Linked DNA regions of Homo sapiens: region 2 is linked to region 1. A link is a loop called in an ENCODE intact Hi-C map of the cell type or tissue named here. Cell type or tissue: endothelial cell of umbilical vein. All regions are shown on one strand. Links, peaks and the distances in the headings refer to the core of each region. The heading gives the core; the rest is flanking DNA.

The links. Hi-C counts contacts between places; a loop is a spot of excess contacts. Peaks named below come from ENCODE experiments on the same cell type or tissue, not always from the same donor. Only the 100,000 strongest peaks of a DNase experiment are listed, where the experiment ranks them.
Region 2: a loop joins it to region 1, with 8 times the contacts of the local background. A loop is called at or near these places in 1 of 110 quality-filtered maps.

The regions. Positions count from the first base shown.
Region 1 is chr10:49,825,466-49,836,577 of GRCh38, reverse strand. It overlaps PARG (poly(ADP-ribose) glycohydrolase), which reads left to right. Exons shown (of 18, transcript NM_003631.5): 16 at 3,670-3,775. Among named protein-coding and RNA genes, the nearest start is that of OGDHL, 69 kb to the right of the region's middle. RefSeq lists enhancers at 4,140-4,903, 4,904-5,669. In endothelial cell of umbilical vein, for the core only: no CTCF peak of the experiment used is centred there; a DNase peak (open chromatin) is centred at 4,987; H3K27ac peaks cover 2,337 bases.
Region 2 is chr10:49,545,902-49,557,013 of GRCh38, reverse strand. It overlaps the pseudogene HMGB1P50. Among named protein-coding and RNA genes, the nearest start is that of ERCC6, 12 kb to the right of the region's middle. In endothelial cell of umbilical vein, for the core only: no CTCF peak of the experiment used is centred there; DNase peaks (open chromatin) are centred at 4,563 and 6,293; H3K27ac peaks cover 3,593 bases.

The DNA.
Region 1 (11,112 bases), core at 3,005-8,004:
ATAACAATTAAATACATAACCCAATCTTGGATTTTATACATCAGGAAACTAAGATCTGCATACTTCTTTCATTTTATATATTGCATTTTAGAATAGCAAAAACAATGTATTAATGTTATAATTATTTTAGGGATGAAGTCTAATCTCAGCTACTCGAGAGGCCGAGGCAGGAGAATCGCTTGAACCCGGGAGGTGGAGTTTGCAGTGAGCTAGGATCACACCACTGAACCCAGCCTGGGCTAAAAAAAAAAAAAAAAAAAAAAAAAAAAAGTCGTAAGAAATCAGAGAATACTAAAAACCTCAGAAAATCAGTATCAATATCCACTGTGTATTAAGTTAAAGAAGTATAGTAGATTGATTTCATATAAATGAGTAACTTTAGGAACAATAATTATTAAATTATTCCAGCAAATAGAATAATGTATTTACATGATAATGAAAGACATCTTTTAAGTAAAATCATGCATCACTTAAAGATGGAGATATGTTCTGTGAAGTAGTCACTGTGCACATGTCACTTTACACAACCTAAGTGGTATAGCCTGCTACTCACCTAGGCTAGATGGTATGGCCTATTGCTCCTAGACTACAAACCAGTCGAGTGTGTTACTATACTGAATACTATAGGCAGCTGTGACGCAACGGTAGGTATTTGTGTCTTAAACATAGGGCAGGTGCTATGAAAATAATGGTATAATAATCTTATGGGACCATCGTCACGTTTGTGCTTCGTTGTTGACTGCAACATCACTATGCGGCACGTAACTGTCTATCTGCTTGGGCCTTCTAAAATTGATATTGAAGCCAAAGATCTTACTTAAGTGTAAAATCTTATACATCAGTTTGTGCCAGACTATTCCCCTGGATACCATTTCTTTCCTGGGCCTCATTTTGGGCCTGTAGACTTTATACCAGTTTTGTTTGGTCTCTTTTCCGTTTTCTTTCCTTCTTTCCTACATCTTTATCATTACCATGTCCTGGTTGGTCTCTAGTTTTTAACTCTAGGTACTAATATTTTCATCTTTCTTCTCAATACACCCCTTTGCAACCTTCAGGACTCCCAAATTACCTTTATGTTCGCTGTCTTCTTCCCTTCCCATCAAAACTCATTCCAAGAGAGGGTTGTTCATTGGTATCTTCTGCTTACTATCCTGAGGTCTCAGTGCTTCCTTTTTCTTTTCCCCCTTCTGAGTTGTTGATTAGTAAAAATAAATTGCTCTGTCATTGCAGACTGTCAGGGCAGGGTATGGCTAGAGTTCAAGCTGGCTTTCTTTTATTCTCGCAGCTTTCTGATGAGTCTTCTCAAGTACTCTTGCTCTGGGTGGGGGAAAAACAAACGCATTTGCCAATATAGAGCTCTTGAGAACTCCTAATGCCTTTCGCTGTGGAGTGAGAACTTGGCAACTCTTTTAAGGTCTCTATCCTTATCTCATCTTTGTTTCTTTACCAAGGGAGTTCAATTCCTACTCATAAAAGGAAAGGTCCCCTGATTCAAGGCTCTGCCCTGGTCTCCAGCACTTAAGGCATCCTTCTTCCTAGAGAAGGGAGAAGCCTGGGCTGACTTTCCAAAGAGGGCTCAGGGCAGCATACTACTGCTGTCTTATTTCTGACCTTACAAATGCTTGCTTCTTAACAGAATAAAATAATTTTGTATTTAATCATTATAACCAGTTATTCTAATTTCTATGTAATTTTATCATTTAATTTTTATCTGATTAATATTTTTTGGTGGCAGGGGTGGGGGATAGAGTTCACTGTCACCCAGGCTGGAGTGCAGTGGCACCATCATGGCTCACTGCAGCCTAGACCTCCCAGGCTCAAGCAGTCCTCCCACCTCAGCCTCCCAAGTAGGTGACACCACAGGTCTTGCCATATTGCCCAGGCTGGTCTCAAACTCCAGAGCTCAAGTGATCCTACCACTTCAGCCTCCCAAAGTGCTGGGGTTACAGCCATGAACTTTTAAAGATTTGATCTAAACACTGAATGAGGTTTATTTTCAGTTTCATGGTTTGTTTTTATGGCCATTTTTCAAGATAGATAATTTTCCAGGAAAATTGGATAATATTTTGTACTAGATTTTGCTTCTAATAATTTAAATGTTTCAAATTCTCAATCATTAGGCCTTAGTTTCACTAAGCTATTTTTGCACATTGAAGTAAAGTTAACCCAGTTATTTAGAGACAGCAGTAAGAAAGAAACTAAAACCATCCTGATAGTATAAAACAGAGAAATGAACTAGGAATCTGAGGAAGCCTTCTTCTCTCTAGGCATGTTAGAAAATTCTGACATGAAACAAAGCGGCAAAGTTATGTTTATTCTTCCAGAGGGTTTGTTTTTTCCCTTGTTCGTTAATGACACAGACTATCTTTCAAGAGCCTATTCAAAACAAATGGAGCTCTCAGATTTTTTTGACCTGAAAGAGATTTTCAGAAGCTCCATGCATCTGACTATGCAGGTAATTTGTGAGCGCTTGTGTAAGCTCTATACCACAGTGTTGAATAATGATCTGGTACCAACTTATAATTAATATCTGTCAGGATTTACAGTCTAGGAGGGTATGGAAGGAATAGCCTTGTTAATCCATCGAGACAGTCTGTAAAATAAATTTTTATACCTTTGTGGAAACTTCAAAGAACAATTTAATATATTTCTATGTGTGGGTTTCATAGAAGCATCTTTCTTTATCCTTGGTTTTTCTCTGGGAACATTTGTCAAGATCATTCTTTTAATTGTATTTGCTATTATATGTAAGCTATATTTTAGGCTTCGTTTGGAACTTGAGAACCCAGGGGAGTTTTGCTTTGCTGCTGTATTAAGCCTGTTACAGTCTGATCACTTCAGAAAATAAGAATTTAGAAAGAAGGCAGAAAGACCAACTAGCTGACAGCAAAGAGGTGGAAATCAGGAACTCTGGGATCTTACACAATGGTCTTCTCATATAGAAAATGAGCTGTTCATTTAATTAATACTTAGCCAGCATCTTCAGAATATATTGTACTTTTCTCACATTACTGGCAAGTTTTTAAATATTCTAGCTTAAAACAGAGCTGTGAAACTAGAGAATCTTAGAGCCAAAAGGCATCTTAAAGGTTATTTCATAACCAGGTATAGGAATCCCTTCTATAGATAGTTGCTTGCTCTTTGTTAAGTATGTCAGTAGCAGGAAGCACATTTATTAATCTAATCTCCATAACTGAGAGAGAGAATGCTGAGGAGGCATAATAGTGACCCTTTGCCTGATGAAAAAAATAGTGATTAAAGCCTTCAAAGAAAAAGAAAACTGTTCTAACAAGTCCCTTTCCTGGTAGTTTTTCCTAGTAGTTTATAATTGGGATCCTATTAGTTCTTGAAATATCTGCTATTTTCATTTCTGTTTGTTTGAAGTGGAAAAATAAATTGGGACCTGTATTAGTTTAAGGGATTTTATGTGCTTAGCATTCAAACAAATAAATATTAGAATTTATCATTTCTTAGTCTCTTCCTTGCATAATCCCAGGTTTTTCTCTCCCTTTCTCCCTCTTTGTTTTTCCCTCTATTTTGGCCCCTATGGAAAAAAAAAATGAGAAATTGAACATAAGCTTGATAATGGACACTGATCCTAGTACATCAGTCAGAAACACTGTTAGTGTCTAGGCACTCACAGGCTTTGATAATTCTTTTATCCTGCAGGCTTACTGTGGATTTCTCCGTCCTGGAGTTTCTTCAGAGAATCTTTCTGCAGTGGCCACAGGAAACTGGGGCTGTGGTGCCTTTGGGGGTGATGCCAGGTTAAAAGGTAAGTTGTTGTAGAAAAGGATAAAAGCATTCTGCCCACACAAAAAAAGTTAGTCCTTCAAACCAGATTTCTCATGTCCTGTCATGAGACCACAAAAATCTAAGAGAAAAGGAAAAGGAATATTTAACACTATTTTCTTTTTTCCTATTATGTTTGAAGGAATTCTTATTTCATTTACCATTTTCCTTCAGAGGTCGCTTATCACTTTGATCCCCCAGACACAGTATTTTGTTGAGTATTGAAAGATTGGCAGGAGGAGAAGAGCATATAATGACTGCGAAGTTTCAAACCTGAGTTTTCACTTTCCTCCACTGGAGTGATTTTTATGGACAGTTATTTCACAGACTCATTCATCCACCAAATTTAATAGCACCTCTGCCACTTTCTAGGCACAGTGGTAGGCTCTGAGATACAAAGATGGAGAAGATGTGATGCCTGCTTTGGAATTCACAGTCCAGTGTATGAGAGAGAGGCAGTATGAGACCGATGCAGTACATGGGAATGAGTGCTGTAGTGGAGGCCCATGGGGCTGTGGGAGCACAGCCTGGGAGAGCTGCATGAATGGCACAGATAGGAGGCATCTGGATGTCCAAGAAGCAGAAACATTTCTTACGTGTTATTGTTTGTGGTAGGAAATTCACAAAATCCGATCAACAAAGCTATTGGCCATTTACTACATTGACATTTTTTCAAAGTATCAGTTATAGAAAATAATACTATATCATTACTTAGGATGATTACTTTTCCATTTCATCCCAACTGGTCTGACACCACCTGGGTGTACTGCATTGCAAATCTGACACTGACTACCTGGAGTAATCGCAGATCTCGCCTATTAAGAACAGAGTCCACAAGACTGCCCCCACTTCAGACTCCATCCACAAGTTTCAGGGGAATCCCCAGGCCACGCACATTTCTGTCCAGCTGGTTACTATTGTAGGAGGTTCCCATGTCCCCACCTCAGGTTCCATAATTTACTAGAATGACTCACAGAACTCAGAAAAAAGTCCTGTCCTTACCACTGCAGTTTTATTATAAAGGAGACACATAAAGCGAAGCCTAGAAGGGAAAGCAGAGCTTCTACAACCCTTCCCCTTAGTGTCAGGGCACCCCACTCTCCTGGCACATCAGCGTGTACACCAGTCAGGAGGCTGCACTGACCTTTGGTGACCAAAGATTTCATTGAAGTCTCATTCTGTAGGCATGATTGATTAAATCATTGGCCACATGATTGAGCTCGGTCTCTGCCCTCCCCTGACTCCCGGATGTGCAATCTGAATCGCCTCATTAGCAGAACAAAGGCACCAGCACTCAGGAAATTCCAAGGGTGTTTGAAGCTTTTACCAGGAACCCAAGATGGCACACCAGAAAAATTCTTTTTTATACCACAGTTACAAAGTAACAAGCAATAAAGCAGACATAAAACAGCCAGCTGGCCTTAATAGCTGAACTATATTTAGATAAAATTCATCTCTTTGAGAATACTTGAGTCTGTCATAATGTAACTGCCTTTCCCCTCATCAGTAAAATGCTTCTTAATATTTTTATAAAAATGACACATTTATTATTTTTTTTTAATCTAGAAAAATACCATGAAGTATATAAAAATCACTAGAATTCACTGTCAGCATTTGGTGACCATTCTTCAGGTCATCTCAGTAGCAATGTATGTAACTTGATGAAGTGACACCCTCTATTCTATTCTCCAGCCTCCTCCTTTTAGAAAGTCTGCAGTCTCATGGATAGTTTTCAACTATCCATCTAACAAATGTAGATCTACTGAGTACTCAGCATTTGTTAGTGGCTACACAGTATTCTGTTGTATGCACATATGTACCATAATTTATTTCACAGATTCTCCATTCAGAGTTTGTTTTCATTATATTATAAGGAGTACTACAGTGTGTAGTACAATTATATATATTATGTGTAATTATCTTCTTAAGGTAAATTCCTAGAGGTGAGATTAATGACTCAAAGAATACGTATACTTCATTTTGATCCTTGTAGATTTCACTCTGAAAGGTGATATCAATTCACATTGTCTTCCTCACATGAACAGCATCACCAAGACAGGACTTTGTTACTATTTTTCATTTCTCTAAGGTTCAACAGTTTTCGTGTTTATTGGCCATTTGTTTGTTTTGTGAATTGCTTTTTCATGCCTTCTGCCCATTCATCTCTTTGGGAGTAGTTTGATTTTATCACTGGCTAGTAATAACTCTTTGTATATTAAAAAATATTAATTGTTTAACTGTTACATGTTATAAACATTTTTCTGCTTCTTCATTTATTTCAACCGATCAGGCTGAAGTTACTGAGTTAGCTTTTATGTGTTCACATTTTTGTGGTGTGCTTATAAAGATGTTTCCTGTCCCTTTATGCTAAAGACTTTCACCTACATTTTCTTCAAATTCAAAGACAAAAACTGCATGGTGCTATTTTCGGTGTTTGAGGAAACCTATTTTTCACTCTGGGCTTATTGATCTTACGACAGATACTTTTTTCCTGTCTTTCTCTTAAGTAAAATGAATGACTAGATTCAAGTCATCAATCCAGAAGCTAGGTCTGCTGTAAGCCGTGGTCATTTGTGATAGACAGTTTGGAAAGCTTTATAAATGTGTTCACTTCTTTTCCTTTTTTCTTTTTTTCTGGCTTAAAAGCCTTTCAGACTGCAGCTGTGCTTGCTCTGGTGACTATCAAGCATAGTAGTCTAAGATTTCCATTATATAATTCATTTCCTCAACTATTGAGATTTAAATTTTGGAGTAACTGACATTTCCCTCCCCTTCATTAGCATAAATATTCATTAAAAATTTAGAATGAGTCATAAAGTCCTTCAATGGGGAATTGGTTACTAAACTATGATGCTAAAAAAAAAAGAAATTATGGTACATTTATGCAATAAAATATTATGCTTCCTTTAAAAACCATTATAGAAATGTGTCTGCTGACAGGGAAAGATGGTTTTGGAATATTGACAAATGGGAGAAATACCCAATGTATGCCATATAAACCATTTTAAAATTAAATTGTGAATATAAAATATCACACACAAATTTGCAGTTCTCTATGTTCATCTGTTTACGTGCCAGGATTAACTATGGTTGTTCTCTAGTGGGTGATAGTCTTTGTTTTGTTTTGTTGGGGGTTTTTTCATTTTTTATTTTTAGTAGAGATGGGGTTTCACTATGTTGCCTAGGCTGGTGTTGTGATTACACTTGTGAGCCACCACACTTGGTCAGTGATGTTTTATACTTTATTTTTAATCTGCATCTTTTTTATTGTGAGCATATATTGTTTTTGTAACAAAAAAATCTTATAAAAAATGTTCATGGTGGGTAACATGGGCAGGTATAAATCCTTAAACTTGTATTTCTTTAATTATTAATAGAAATAAGGCTAAGCTGAGCACAATGGTATGCGCCTATAGTCCCAGCTACTTGGGAGGCTGAGGTGGGAGGAATGTTTGAGCCCTGAAGTTCAAGGTCAGCCTAGTAAGACCACATCTCTTACAAAAAAAGAAAATTACAAAAGAAAGAAGGCAAATTTTTTTTTTTTTATTTTGAGACGGAGTCTTGCACTGTCGCCCAGGCTGGAATGCAGTGGCACTATCTCGACTCACTGCAACCTCCACCTCCTGAGTTCAAGCAATTCTCCTCCCTCAGCCTCCCGAGTGGCTGGGATTACAGGTGCCTGCCACCACGCCCAGCTAATTTTTTGTATTTTTAGCAGAGACAGGGTCTCACCATGTTGGCCAAGCTGGTCTCGAACTCCTGACCTAATGATTCACCTGCCTCAGCTTCCACAGTGCTGGGATTACAGGCATGAGCCACCGTGCCCGGCTGGCAAAATATTTTTAACATGCTTGTTACTTAATTGTACATGAGTTTTGTGTTTTACCACAATTAGTTGTTTGTTTTTGTAAGATACAGGGTCTCATTGTGTCACCCAGGCTAGGGTGCAATGGCGCGATCATAGCTCACTGCAGCCTCAACCTCCTGGGCTCAAGGGATCCTCCTGTTTCAGCCTCCCAAGTAGCTGGGACTGCAGACATGCACTACCATGCCCAGCCTCACAATTAGTTTTGAACTGCTTTAATTGTACATTACTTTGACAACTATTAAGAGAACATTTTTAATATATTAGTTCATTCAATAGACAGTTTACTAACAACATTCTTCCTCAGGCAGCCAGTGGCCCTAAGAGCCACAGGCTAGGAGAGAAGGGACTAGGGGGAGATGGAGGGGCTTTGGGCCTGGCTCCAGCAGCAGCCAGTGGCCTCCTGCATGCCTGTGCCACCAAAGGGGCTCCCTGTGGTCTCCTACCTGACCTGCATTTTTCTGAGCACCTTGTGGAACTCATGTGAAAGCTTTCGAGCCAGTGCAAGCTCTACTTATTTCTGGTGCTCCTAACTGTTCCAAAGTGACCCCCTAGTTCATACTTGGCTTTTAACATTTCATTGAAGTTTTAGCTGATTTATTCCTACCCATTTGTGTGGTGACCACCTCTTTCTCCTGTTACTTTCAAACATAAAACAGTTCATGTGTTTTATCTTCTCAGAGGGGCTTGTCACCCTTTGGTTGCCTCAAAAACTCAGCTCTCTTATAAACTCAGAAAAAGTCATAATTTTGTAGATTACAACATTTGGGCTTTTCTCATGGTTGGGGTAGAAGGAGCTTTTTTTTTTTTTTTTTTTTTTTTTTTTTTGTTTAAGCTTTCTACATCTCGTCTCAGCAGAGATTTTTGCGTGGGGGGCTTCTGCCTCAAATGTACCACCAGACCCTAGGCACCCGTGAGAATTTTAGGAGATAACTTAAAATTATCTCACTGGTTAGTTTGTTAAAAATTTTGCTTTTATCTCATGTCTAATTTTATTACATTGTAATCAAAGAATGTAGATAATACTATTTCTACTTTTTGGTGTTTCTTGAACTTCTCTTCATGGCCTAACATAGTCAATTATTGCAGACATGTTGGCACTTGAAAAGGTGTCTCTGAAAGGTATAAATAAGACTTACTCTTTTGCTGTAAGATTCCATACCTTTTAGGTCAGACTCTGTCCTTGTGACTTTACTTGCTTATTTTGTGAAGGAATTGAGTGCTACTTTAATGTTCCTTCTTCTGTTGTGCTTTTGTAAATTTCTCCTAGCATTTCCTTTGCTGTTTACTTACAAGTTCTTCCAACTTGCCTTATTTTGTTGTTGTTTTTGTTCTGTTTTGTTTTGTTTTAGGTGCTTAGCAGCCTGAAGCTGTGGTATTTAGTTTCTCTCCCTAGTGGTAAGCGGAAAAGAGGGATGAGGAAGGGCTTTACTGGCCCAATCAGGAACAGAAACTAAGAACCCGTGACTGTATTCTCTCCCTTGGACTTCCCCGTATATGTTACCTGACCTGTAAACAAGTATGCCATTGCCAGTTTACTATCATTAAAATGTGTCTTGTTGCATTTTTTGCATTTTCTTTTCTATCCCCATTCCCTACCTTCAGTACCTAAAAGTGACTTGCAAATAAAATATGCTCAATGAATTTCTATTTAACAAATATATTCAGTAGCTTCTGTGTGCCTTTAATTAATCTTGGGCTTTGCCCATTTTTCTGTAACTGTCTGTCTGTACCTGGCTAATTACTTCGGTCCCTTGTAAGATTCTACTCCAGTGGTAACTACTCCAGAAAGACCCTCCTTCCCTTCCACCAGAAAAGTTCTGTATTAGGATTCTTTTGGTTGAAAGAGACACTAATGTAGCTTATACCTTCCACCTAAAAGGGGACTGTTGCTTGACGTGGCTGAGAAAAGCAGGGTAGAGTTGGCCTCAGGTATGAGTTGATCCTAGAATCAGGCTCTCCCTCTGTTTGTGTTGGTTCCTCTCCTGCCTGCTTCTTTCAATATAATGGCCTCATTTTCATCTGTCTCCATCAGATTATCTCTGCCTGACAGGAACCAGGACCAAATAGTTCCAGTCTTGCAACCCTGCAGTTGAGTGACCCAAGAAGAAAGGAGGACTCCTTAGTTTTAAAATGCCACAAAAATACTCTAATTTGACCAATTGGGATTACTTCTCATCCCTTGGACCAAATTGTCATAGCCAGGGATCAAGAAACACAAGACACATCCACTAATGAGATTTAAAGGATTTCTAATTTATTTCCATGACATATGTATATTAAGTGAAATGTTTCTGAGATATAGAAACTTTTTATAAATTTCTTTCAGACCTTATGTCCATTTATATCAAACTTAAATAATGTCTTCACTAGTTATTTTGTAATTTTGGAATCAAGATAGTTAAACTCCAGAAAGACCATTTCTCTAGAAAAAGAATTTAGACAGTGCTGATATGTCATTTTCTACCATGCTGTGATTGGCCTAGACTAGCCCTTTGACTGAGTTTTATAGGAAGTGTGGTTAGGGAGTTGGGGAAAGGGTGACTTCCAACCAAAAATGGAAGGTAGGAGTATAGAGCATTGGATCAGGTCACCTCGTTTGTCTACCACAGGCTCCTCCTCACTTTGCTTTCTTCTGCCAGAACAGATCACACTCTCTTGGTCTCTCTCAGCCTTGCTCAGGAAGATTACTTTCTTAACATTTCTGTATTATCCTTTTTTGTGGCCCCAGTGCTGAGAATGGGGTCTGGCATGATAATGTGCATTCAAAGGTGTCTGGAGCAAGTATCTATTTCTTACAGGTTGAGTATCCCACATCTGAAAATCCAAAATTCAAAATGCTCCAAAATTTACCAAAAGTTTTTGAGCGCATGATGCTCAAAGGTAATGCTCTTTGGAGCATTTCAATTTCAGATTTTCAGATTTGAGATGCTCAACTGATATTGCAAATATTACCAAAAAAACAATGAAATCCAAAACCAATCTGGTCCCAAACATTTCAGATGAGGGATACTCAACCTGTGTCAGCACCTCAGAGATACTGCTGAGTTAGTGGACTTGGAAAATGGCTTTAGGAATTTTTTTAACTATCTGTGAGCTGGGATCAGCCAGGTTTAACAGTCACTGCATTTTCTCTTATGGTTTGCACAGTTACCCTTCCATTTATTGCCCTTCTTTTAAGAATGAGAAACCAAGGTTTATAGACAGCCAATAAACCTGTCCCAAGAGAGCAGCTAGCAAGTGTCAGAACCAACATTCAAACTTGGCTCCATCTTCTTAAAAACCAATATATGTTCATTACTATTGTTATTATTAGTTGAGAACATATTGAGTGCATACTATGTTCTAGGAATTGTACTAAATATATTCTTTACCTGTATTAGCACACAACAACCTATTTAGGTAAGTTTTCTTTTTTGTCTGTATAGGGGCAACAACTGAGGCATCGAGAGGTA
Region 2 (11,112 bases), core at 2,348-7,347, 280 kb after region 1:
TCCTGAAAGTGGAACAGAAAGAAAACTTGATCTCTTGCCCAATAAGTTTGGCTAGTATTCTGATTCACAGTTAAAACCTTTACCCCCTTTCAGGCAAATACTTAGTTTACTTGGATGTGATGATCCTCTGCCCTGGTCTTCAGCAGTGAGCTGCTGGCAGAGGAGATCATGTGGCTTGCTCTCCCCGCAAGCCTCTCTCTCCTCCCTCTCCTCTGTTCCCTGCCCTAGCCATACAGAATTCAGGGAGGCATGAGAAGAGTCTCATGTAGGGAGCACTGGCTGGTGGAGGAAGCGGCCATTGCTGGCTCATTCCTGCATCTCATCTGGATGCTGGTGATCTGTGCAGCCTTTAAAGTCCTGAGGATCTGCTTGCTCCATGGTGATTGTGCAGTGACCCGTTGGCTGCCCCAGTGCTTTTGTGCAAATGGCAGGTCCTGTCTGGTAGTGTAAGCCCTCAGAGGGAGCCAGTTTTTTGTCCTCCACGTCTTTGGCAATGAGCATGTCACAGCTTTCTAGGTCACCTCCCATATTTGTTAGCTCTTGCTGTATGACAAGGTATTAGAAAACAGTGTTTAATATAATTAATATGCATAAGTTCTTACAATTCTATGGGTCAGCTAGGAATTTCTCTGGTTTGGGTCAGCTTTCTGACTGCTGAGATCAGCTAAAGGCTCAGCTGGGCCTGCATGGTCTAGGATAACTTCACTCACATGCCCTGAGTTGACCTGACACCCATGAGACCCATGTTGGACTTCTGCCTTACAGAACTGTCAGATAATAAATATAGGTTGTTTGAGACAAAAATAAAAAAAGGAAAGTATCCATTGCCAAACTCCAGGTTATAAAGACTCACCCCTAGGTTTTCTTCTAAGAGTTTTAGCACTTACATTTAGGTGTTTGATCCATGTTGAATTAATTTTTGTATATGGTGTGAGGTAGGGGTTGAACTTCATTCTTTTGCATGTGGACATCCACTTGTCCCAGGATCTTTTGTTGAAAAGACAATTATTTCCTCATTGAGTGGTCCTGGCACCCTTGTTGAAAATGAATTGAGCATAGATATATGAATTTATTTCTTGACTGTCAATTCTGTCCCATTGATCTATATGACCATCCTTATGCCAGAATATTTTAAAAATGTAAATGTAATCGTGTCACTTCCTTACTTAAAACCCTCCAACAGATTTGATTTGCATTTAGAATCAAATTTCATGCCTAGGTTACAGAGCTCTAGATATTTGGCCCCTTTCTATCTTGGCTTCAGCCAGAGTCCTAATTTCTAGTCTGAAAACTTGCCAACTTTGTGCCTTACCCCTTCACACTACTGCTTCCTGTCAAGAATCTTCTTCTGCCTGATCTTCCTACAGCTATCTTCTTCCTGTTATTTGGACCACCGTTGAAATGTCTCATATTAAGAGACCACTTCATACCCACCAAAGAGGCACTTGTTCTCTGTTATTCTGTTTTATGTTCCTCAATAGCATTTATTACTTTATATATTTGATTTGTATAGTGCACTTTTAATTTTCTTCCTCTGCTAGAATGCAAGTGCCATGAGAGTAGGGACCTTGTCTGCCTTGTTCATTTCATGTCCCCCACAACCATCAGAGTACCTAGCTCCAAGCAGCCACTCAATAAAATGAATCTGTTGAAATGGAAAATGCCCACATCCATTAGGTGGTATTCTGGTCTCTCTCACAGCCATTTGCTGAATAGCAATTCCTGAGAGTAGGCTAATTTTAAAGGGAGTGACACTGACAATTAAAGAACAAACAATTACAATTGCCCCATGGTATACAGTACAGTAAGATCATGTGATAGTTGATTTTAGGTCAATTTTACCGGATTAAGGAATATCTAGAGAACTGGCAAAGCATCATTTTTGGGTGTGCCTGTGAGGGTGTTTCCAGAGGAGATTGGCTGTGAGTTAGTGGACTGAATGGGAAAGATCCCCTCTCACTGTGGGTGGGCCCCATCCAATTGGCTAGGGACCTGGCTAGAGGTAGAAGAAAGGTGAATTCTTTTCTGTCTCTCTCAGAGCTGGGACACACTTGGTCTTGGACATCAGAACTCCAGCCTTTGGACTGCAGGACTTATGACAGTGGCCTCCTGGGTTTTCAGGCCTTTGGCCTCAGACTGAGAGTTAAACCATTGGCTTCCCAGGTTCTTAGGCTTTAGGATTTAGACCTATCCCAGGGTCTTCAGCTTGCAGATGGTCTGTTGTGTGACTTTTTAGCCTCCATAATCACATGAACCCATTCCCCTAGTAAATCCCTTCTCATACATCTCTATCTCTATCCCTAGCTCTGTCTTTATCATCTCTATCTCTATCTCTATGTCTCTATCTCTATTTCTATCTCTATCTCAGCTATCTCTATCTCTATCCCTGCCCATATCCCTCCCCCATCCCTATCTCTATCTCTACCTATCTCTATCATCTCTATCTCTATCTCTATCTCTATCTATCTCTATCTCTATCTTCATCTCTATCTCTCTGTCTCTATCCTATTGGTTCCATCTTTCTAGAGAACCCTGACTAATACAGATTATATGATTATATTTTCTTTCTACATATTTTATCTGGAATTAAATATCCTGAAAACATGTCCATGCCCTCAGGTTATTCTTTACTGTTGCTACATTCTTATTTATATTTACACTTGCAGTCAGTTTCCTCTGATATGAATAATAGATCAGCAATAACTTTTCCTCTTGTGTTCAGAATCATTACAATTTCCTTCAAAATCTCTTTCATGTATAACTGCACATATTAATCACAATGCTGGTTATTAATGATAAAATTACATTGAAATAGTGGAGCTGCTGAAATTAAGGTACTCTGAGATCAGCCCATGTCTTCTTCTAAAGTTTGAGCAGATCTTTGCTCATCCATCTTTTAGATCAGCTTTGAAGTGTAAGATGATTGTTGGAGATTATCAAAATGTCTCTAAAAGATTACCAAAAAACAATGCCCAAATTAAGCAGGGAAGATCTTGACAAAAAGTCAGGGCAGAGAAAAAGTTGGACAGAATATATGAAACAATGAGAAAAAGAGTAAAAAAAGCACAGAACACCATGGTAGAGGTGGGACTAAAAAGTTAGGGGACTGTTCCTCATTCCTACCTTTCACCCTTCCACTATACACACGCACACACACACACACATGATTCAATGGAATCATATTTTTTTTTTACTAATGAAAAACTGTATTTACTTAGAAGCATTCAGAATGTCAACAAAACTGAAACCACCTTTGCAAAATTATGACAGTAATTAAATTATGATATAGCTGATTCCATCTTGCTTCTAAGATATCCTTGTTCATTCCCGGGTGTAGGCCAAGCTAACTTTGGGAAGAATTTAGTTTATGGTTTAGCTGATAAGAGCCCTTCCCAAAACTAACCTGCCTTTGTAAAACTAATAAAAGTCCACAAGATTAGGACTGTGAGAGTGGCCTGAATCTTGCTAAGATGCAGGCGTAGTTAAACAATTACCGGCCATTGTTCTGGAGGTCACAAGATTTGTAAATTCCTCAATTACTCCTGTAAATAACATCACTATTTTAGAACCTAAGATTGGCCTTTTGAGATGTCTTTTCAGACTTTCGCATTTCTCATAACGAGATGGCTCCATCCAGACCTGCCACTGAAGACAGCTAGTCCTACGTCCCCTGCCAGAAGCAGACTCAGCACGTGAGGACCATTTTCCCACACCCATATGATTACATTCCCAACCAATCAGCAGGACCCAGTCTCTAGTCCCCCACCTGCCAAACTATCTTTAAAAAACTCTAGCCTCCAAATTTTTGGGGAGGCTGATGTGAGTAATAATAAAACTATGGTCTCCCATTTAGCTGGGTCTACGTGTATTAAACTTTCTCTATTGCAATTCCCCTGTCTTGTTAAACTGGTTTCATCTGGACAGTAGGCAAGAAGAACCAATTGGCAGTTACAAATTAGCAGCAACTTCTTCTTCTTTTTTCTTTTTTTGCAATTACTGAGTGTTATTCAGTTAACAAACAATTATTTCATACAAGCCATATCAGAGCAAACTGAAGATGAAGAAACCATCATTCCTACATGTAACTGATTTGTGCTGTGCACCAAAGAACCTGCTTTAAATTTCCATGCCAATTTACAACTCCCATACTGTACCAGGCAAGGTTAGAGTCTGTTGAAAATACCATCAAGGCTATCTAAAGACAAATTTGATAGTGGGTCGGCTATACAAACGGAAGACACTGTATAGTTTAAATACAAATCTTACACATTTCAATTGTTTCCCTTAAAATGAGTGAGTTGTATACACAGGGGTTAAATGCTTTATAGATAAGAAAAAAAAAACTGGACTAGAACCAATTTATTCATCATCATTTTCATCTTCTATCTTCTTCCTCCTCCTCTTCATCTTCCTTCTATTTTCTTACTTTCTTCAGCCTTGATGACTCCCTTTTTGGCAGGCTTTCCTTTAGCTTGGTATGCAGTAATTTCCTTTTTGTATTTTTCCTTCAGCTTCTCAGCCTTCTTTTCCTAAGGCTGCTTGTTATCTGCAGCAGTATTATTATTCCTGAGAAAAGAAAAATAGCTTAGAGCATTCTGAGCTATGTGAAGTATGCAAAATTCATCTGGTCCACAGAGACATAAGTATGAGACTTTAGTCATGTCCTCTACACCCATGCCCGAGGGCAATTGTTTAAAGACTCCTTGTTCCTGACTATCTGCCTCACCCGTTATCTTCATGTTCTTGGAATTTGAATTATCTTCATGTTCCTACACACAGAACAATATATAGACAATCAATAGCTTATGTTATTTTAATGTAAATTCTTGGTAAACAACTTAAGAAGCTCGTCTTCTTTTCCTTTAAAAACCTACTTTTAACAGACTGTATATCTAGGACAACTTGAATCTGTGCTCCCAGATTGCAGTCCTCAAGCTTGGCCCACATAAACTCTCTACTTATATTAACTTTGCCTCAGCCGCTTCCTTTCAAGCCAACTCCACTTCTCTCCAAGCTTCTTTGCAACATCCCCAAAGGATAGTCCAGGTGTTTTCCTTTGACTCTGGGGTGATGGAATAGAATAAGAAAAATGCCTGAGGAATCATCTTGTGCACACTGAAATTCCTGAAGTTTTTATTTGTTTCTCCCTTAGGAGGAAGATAGGTTTTCATTTCTCTCTCTTTTTTTTTTTTTTTTTTTTTTTGAGACGGAGTCTCACTCTGTTGCCCAGGCTGGAGTGCAGTGGCGTGATCTCGGCTCACTGCAACCTCCACCCTCCGAGTTCAAGCGACTCTCCTGCCTCAGCCTCCCAAGTAGCTGGGATTACAGGCACCTGCCACCATGCCCAGCTAATTTTTCGTATTTTTAATAGAGACGGGGTTTCACCATCTTGGCCAGGCTGATCTTGAACTCCTGAGCTCATTATCCACCCGCCTCAGCCTCTCAAAGTGCTGAGATTACAGGCGTGAGCCACGGCGCCTGGCCTTCATTTCTCTTTTATAACAGGACTTGTCTGCCTTTGGCATGTCTTCAGATTTTCCTTTCCCTTTAGCAGATATGGACTTCTGCATCTCTGATCACTTCTTAGTAAACTCTGAGAATCTGACTGAAGCGTCTGGGTTCTTCTTCTGCTCCTCCAGGCAAGCTTGCACAAAGAATGCATGATAACATTTTGCCTCTCAGCTTCTTAGGGTCTCCTTTGTCCACATTTAGTTGTTTTTTCTCCCAGTGCCCATCTGGCTCTCACTTGTCCTGGCTTAGTCTCTATGGAGCACCATGTACTGCAATTGAAACTGCCTTTGCAAAAATTGTAACTGAGGCAATTTCTATGGGAAAGAGATCTGACCTGATTCCATCTTGCTTCTAACCTCCAAGAGGTCCTTGTTCATTCCTGAGTGTACACCAAACTAATTTTGGGAGGAACTCAGTTTATGGTTTAGCTTTGAAACAAAGATGATAATAGCCCTTTCCCAAAACAAACCCCCCTTCCTGCCTGGGGACTAGAGTGCCTTGGCAGGACTAACAAATTAGCTGCAAGATTAGAAATTATGGTTTAGGAGTCATCCAGCTGGAGGCTGCAAGATTCTAAACCTCCTCAAATTGCTCCTGGGGATAACATCATTATTGTAAAACCTGAGATCAGTTCTTGAGATATTTTGCTGTACTCAGTGAATAAGCTGCCCCCCGCCCCCCCCCCCCCCCCCCCCCGCCATTGATAAACTGAGCTAATCTGGTCTTGTGGCCCACACTCAGGAACTGACTCAGCACAAGAGGACAGCTTCGACTCACTGTGATTTCATCTCTGACCTGCCCAATCAGAACTCATGACTAACTGGCCCCTACCCACCAAACTATCCTTAAAAATTCCAATCCCCAGCCGGGCACAGTGGCTCACACCTGTAATCCCAGCACTTTGGGAGTCCCAGGCAGGCAGATCACTGGAGCCCAGGAGTTCAAGACCAGCCTGGCCAATGTGGTGAAACCCTGTCTTTACTAAAGATACAAAAATTAGCTGGGCTTGGTGGTGCTTGCCTGTAATCCCAGCTACTCAGGAGGCTGAGGCACAAGAATTGCTTTAACCTGGGAGGAGGTTGCAGCGAGCTGAAATCACAACACCGCACTCCAGCCTGGGCAACAGAGAGAGACTGTGTCTCCAAAAAAACAAACAAAACAAAACTCTGATCTCCGAATTCTTAGGGAGACTGATTTGAGTAATAATAAAACTCTGGTCTGCACAGCCAGCTCTGCATGAATTACCCTTTCTCTATTGCAGCTCCTCTGTCTTTATAAATTGGCTCTGTCTAGGCTCTAGGCAGCAGGCAAGGTGAATGTGTTGGGTGGTTATGTCAGAGGTGTTTAAACCAGAGCAACTCCATCTTGTATAGGGTCTGGGTAAAATAAGGCTGAGACCTACTGGGCTGCATTCCTAGGAGGTTAGGCATTTGTAAGTACAGGATCAAACAGGAGGTCAGCACAAGACACAGGTCACAAAGACCTTGGTGATAAAAGGATGCAGTAAAGAAGCCAGCCAAAACCCACTAAAACCAAGATGGTGGTGAAGTGACCTCTGGTCATCCTCATTGCTCATTATATACTAATTATAATGTGTTAGCATGCTAAGAGACACTCCCACAAGCACCATGACAGTTTACAAATGCCATGACAATGTCAGGAAGTTACCCTATATGGTCTAAAAAGGGGAGGAACCCTCAGTTCTGGGAACTGCCCACCCCCTTCCCAGAAAACTCATGAATAATCCATTCCTTTTTTAGCATATCATCAATAAATAACCATAAAAATGGGCAACCAACAGCCCCTGGGGCTGCACTGCCTATTCTTTATTCCTTTACTTTCTTAATAAACTTACTTTTACTTTACTCTATGGATTTGCCTCAAATTTTTTCTTGCACAAGATCCAGGAACCTTCTCTTGAGGTCTGGATTGACATCCCTTTCTGGCAACATCTTCCTGGTGAACCACAAAGGGACTATACTGAGGAGACCCTGACCCAAACGAAATAGACTGCAGCACCAATTGGCTAACTTTGGGTACATGGCGGGGTACATTTTACTCAGGTAAAGGATGAGATTGGGTTAGAGGCCTAACTTAGGAAGGTTAGAGTCTCTCCTAAGACAGAGAGGGTTAAAGGCCCCTCTTAATAAAAGGCAAGGATGCTTGACTGAACTTGGGTTTGAGGCCCAACTTAGGAAGGTTAGAGTCCTTCCTAAGATTTAGGGGGTTAGAGGCCCCTGTCAGTAAAGTCCTTCTTGGTTAAAAATGGATTTGGCCCTGCAGGATGTTGACTATTATTCTCTCTGGATTAATCTGTCTTGCATTCTTTGCTGATGGCTGTGGGTGACAGAATTAAGCATGTACAGGACCATGGGACATGGGGAGCTTTTTCCTCCCCAAAGGGGGACAATTGAGAGCTGATGGGCATGCTGGAAAATATCCCTTTGTGGCTGACAAGTGGCCACCTGAACTTCTGGTTCAGTGTCACTGCAATGGGTGGGTCTTTCTCTGGCCTCCATGAGCTCTTTGCCTTCCCTACCCCACTGCAGGCAATGCTTTTCTCCCTTCCTTTTCCTATCTCTCTGCACAAATTTGTTGTAGGAATGGTAAAAATCACCATCTCTTGCATTATCTCTTGCAATTTTAATTAATGAGAAAAAGGATTTCTGAGGCTAGTCTTAAGCTGTAGTGAATCTGATGTATTTTGTGCTATAAATTTGTCTTTCTGTATCATTCTGTCATAAAGAAGAGTATCTTAGGAGAGAACATGGGCTTAGTATCCCATAAAACCACTGTTCAACACACTCCAGCAAGCTGGTCAGTAACAAACTTTGCTGCAGGTCCCTGAAACAATGAAACTGGATGAGGTTTCCCTCTCATCTTGTTCTACGTTCTTGGGAGCTTGATCTTGTAACTGCGGGGCAGTAGTTTCTCTTTCTCCACCATCCGGAGAATAGGAATTTTGGAATTCATGTCATAGCCTTAAAAATTGTCTTGAGCAGTTAAAAGTTTTTGCAAGCTAAGAATTGGCTGCTTCTAGGCTCCTTCTGGGAAGAGTAACAGAAACTGTCCAGTGCTGTAGCTTAGTGGCTAAGGCTTTGTCTTTTCACAATGGGGGCCCGGGTTCAGGGTTCAATTCCTGGCCTAGGGAATGAGTACTTTTTGGTTCATATCTGTGTGAATGTTGCCATTTGTTGATTCTCTGCCCCTCTGTGAACAACTTCTGACTTCCTTCTTGAATTTTCCTTTCTCTGAGCTACCTTTGGAGATTTTACATTTTGTAAAAACTGCTAACCATCTCTTTGAAAAAAACTCGTTGACTCGTGGTTAAGTTATAACCTTAGTTAAGGCTTACTGGTTTTGCCTGAGAGGTTACTGTTGGTAAAATTCAAAAGCCAGAAATATTGGCCATTTGGCCTGGGTGAGATCAGTAACAAGAAATTTAAAAGGACTTTTTAAAAAGAGTGGTATGGTTAAAAGTTAGCTTAATTAAAAGTGGATAGCCAAGCTTTACCTATATTTAAAAGAACTTTATGTTTCTTCTCTTCTTGGAAGATGTTTTTCTGGAAAAAAGGTTTTTTTTTCTTCTCAGTTGAATGAACTGTTTTTCTCCATTTTGTCTTCTTGCCATTCTTGATGCACACATGAGAGGACCTAAGAATTTCTAGCAGCATGGGACTTCTTGGGAAAAACAGAGGAGGTGCCACGACCTCATTTTGGGAAAAATCTCTGTTTTCCTCATAAAATCCCAGGAATCGAAAGTGGATAGATCCCTCTAAAATATAAGGCTCTGTTCTCTTTTGCATTGCATTATCTGATGTTTTTGACTTTTGGGGGTATCAGAAATTTGCCCTGTGAGAGAACTTTAGTGTATAATAACAAGGGAGGAAATGCACTTTTAGGGATGGCTAATGACAGTTATGGGGGGATACTCAACTCTTTGCACATTTGGATCAGAGAAACATGCTCTTGGCCCCCTGGAAGATATGGAAATATACCCACTCACTACTGAGAGATAAGACTCCCATGGGAAATGGCCTGATTTCCTCTTTTTGCGATCCAGGATCTGGTATAAAAATGGGACCCAAAATTTTGGGGAATCTGTTTTGCCTTCCAGCTGTGCCTGCTTATTAGGCCCTAGAAATTGCACACTTTAAAGAGAAACTTAAAAGCTGGCAAATGAAAAATCTTACAACTACTAGATCTGTCTGTCTATTTAAATGTGTTGTATGTGTGATATGTATAAATGAAAGAGCTCTGATTAATTGGCTTAAAAATAATAAGAGCTTAAATCAATCAAGCAATCTGTATTTCCCAAAGATTATTTGATTTAATCTTTGGGAAATAAAGACAGTTTTACAGATTATTGGTAAAATTAAAACATTTGGTCTAAATTACACTGGTTGCTGAATACTTTAAGGTCAATTGCTTCTTTCACTTTTAAAAATTGTTCTAGTACCTGCTTTGGAGCCATTAGATTCTAAGTAAGGCCTGAGGACATGTGGAGTTAGCCATGCCTCCTGGCTATGCTAGAAAGAGTCAGACCTTATCTACACTTCTGTCTGGTGTCTTAAGCTCCAAAGCTGGTACATAATTAGAATCACTTACTTACCAGGTTTTTCACCAAAAATAAAAGTTGCTAAGAGTTAACATTGTAACATGTAATTAAGACTACTAGAGATATACCAGGCATAGTGGCTTATGCCTGTAATCCCCAGCACTTTGAGAAGCTGAGGTGGAAATATCGCTTAAGCTCATGAGTTCCAGATTAGCCTGGGCAACATGGCTAAACCCTGTCTTTATAAAAAATACAAAAAGTAGCTGGGCATGGTGGTGATGTCTGTAGCCCCAGCTACTTGGGAGGCTGAGGTGGGAGGATAGCTTGAGCCCAGGAGGTGGAGGTTGCATCGAGCTGAAATTGTGTCACTGCACTGCAGCCTGGGTAATAGAATGAGACCTTGCCTCAAAACAAAACAAAACAAAACAAAGCAAAACAAAACAAAACAAAAAAAACGGACTACTAGGGAAACAGTTTTACATGCAAGGTATGTAAGGAAAGTGAAATGTATTTTTGGTAAAATATTATAAGAAGGCATGGGAATGTGGACTTTTTTTTTGGCCTAGTTTAGAGGGCTAAAGGATTGGTTTAAGTTAGATAGGATAAAGCTGAAGGTTTGAGCAAGTGCTGGGAGGTTTGTGAAAAATGCATATTGTAAAAGAAATTCTGTGTGTGAACATATTGGCTAAAGTTAAAGGGGAATTATTCGGTTTTTTCATAAATTGAACATTGGAATAAAAACACAACAGGTTTTTCTTAGAGCACTTATCTACTCTTTAACAAAAATTTGTAAGGGGTTATAAAAGATTTATGAGAATCTTACCTTATGGTCAGACATTAAAATTGGATAGATTTGTCTTTAAGGTTTTATTAAGAATTTGGTTTAACATCAATAATGCACTAATGCCATGGTGAAATTTGGCTTATTTGGTATAAAAATCATACAGAAAGCACTGTCAAATATGAAATGGTGTTTGGCTTTCTTTGGGCTGTATTTTTATAAATATTTATTGGTATCTGTTCCAAAATTATGAGAAACTCCT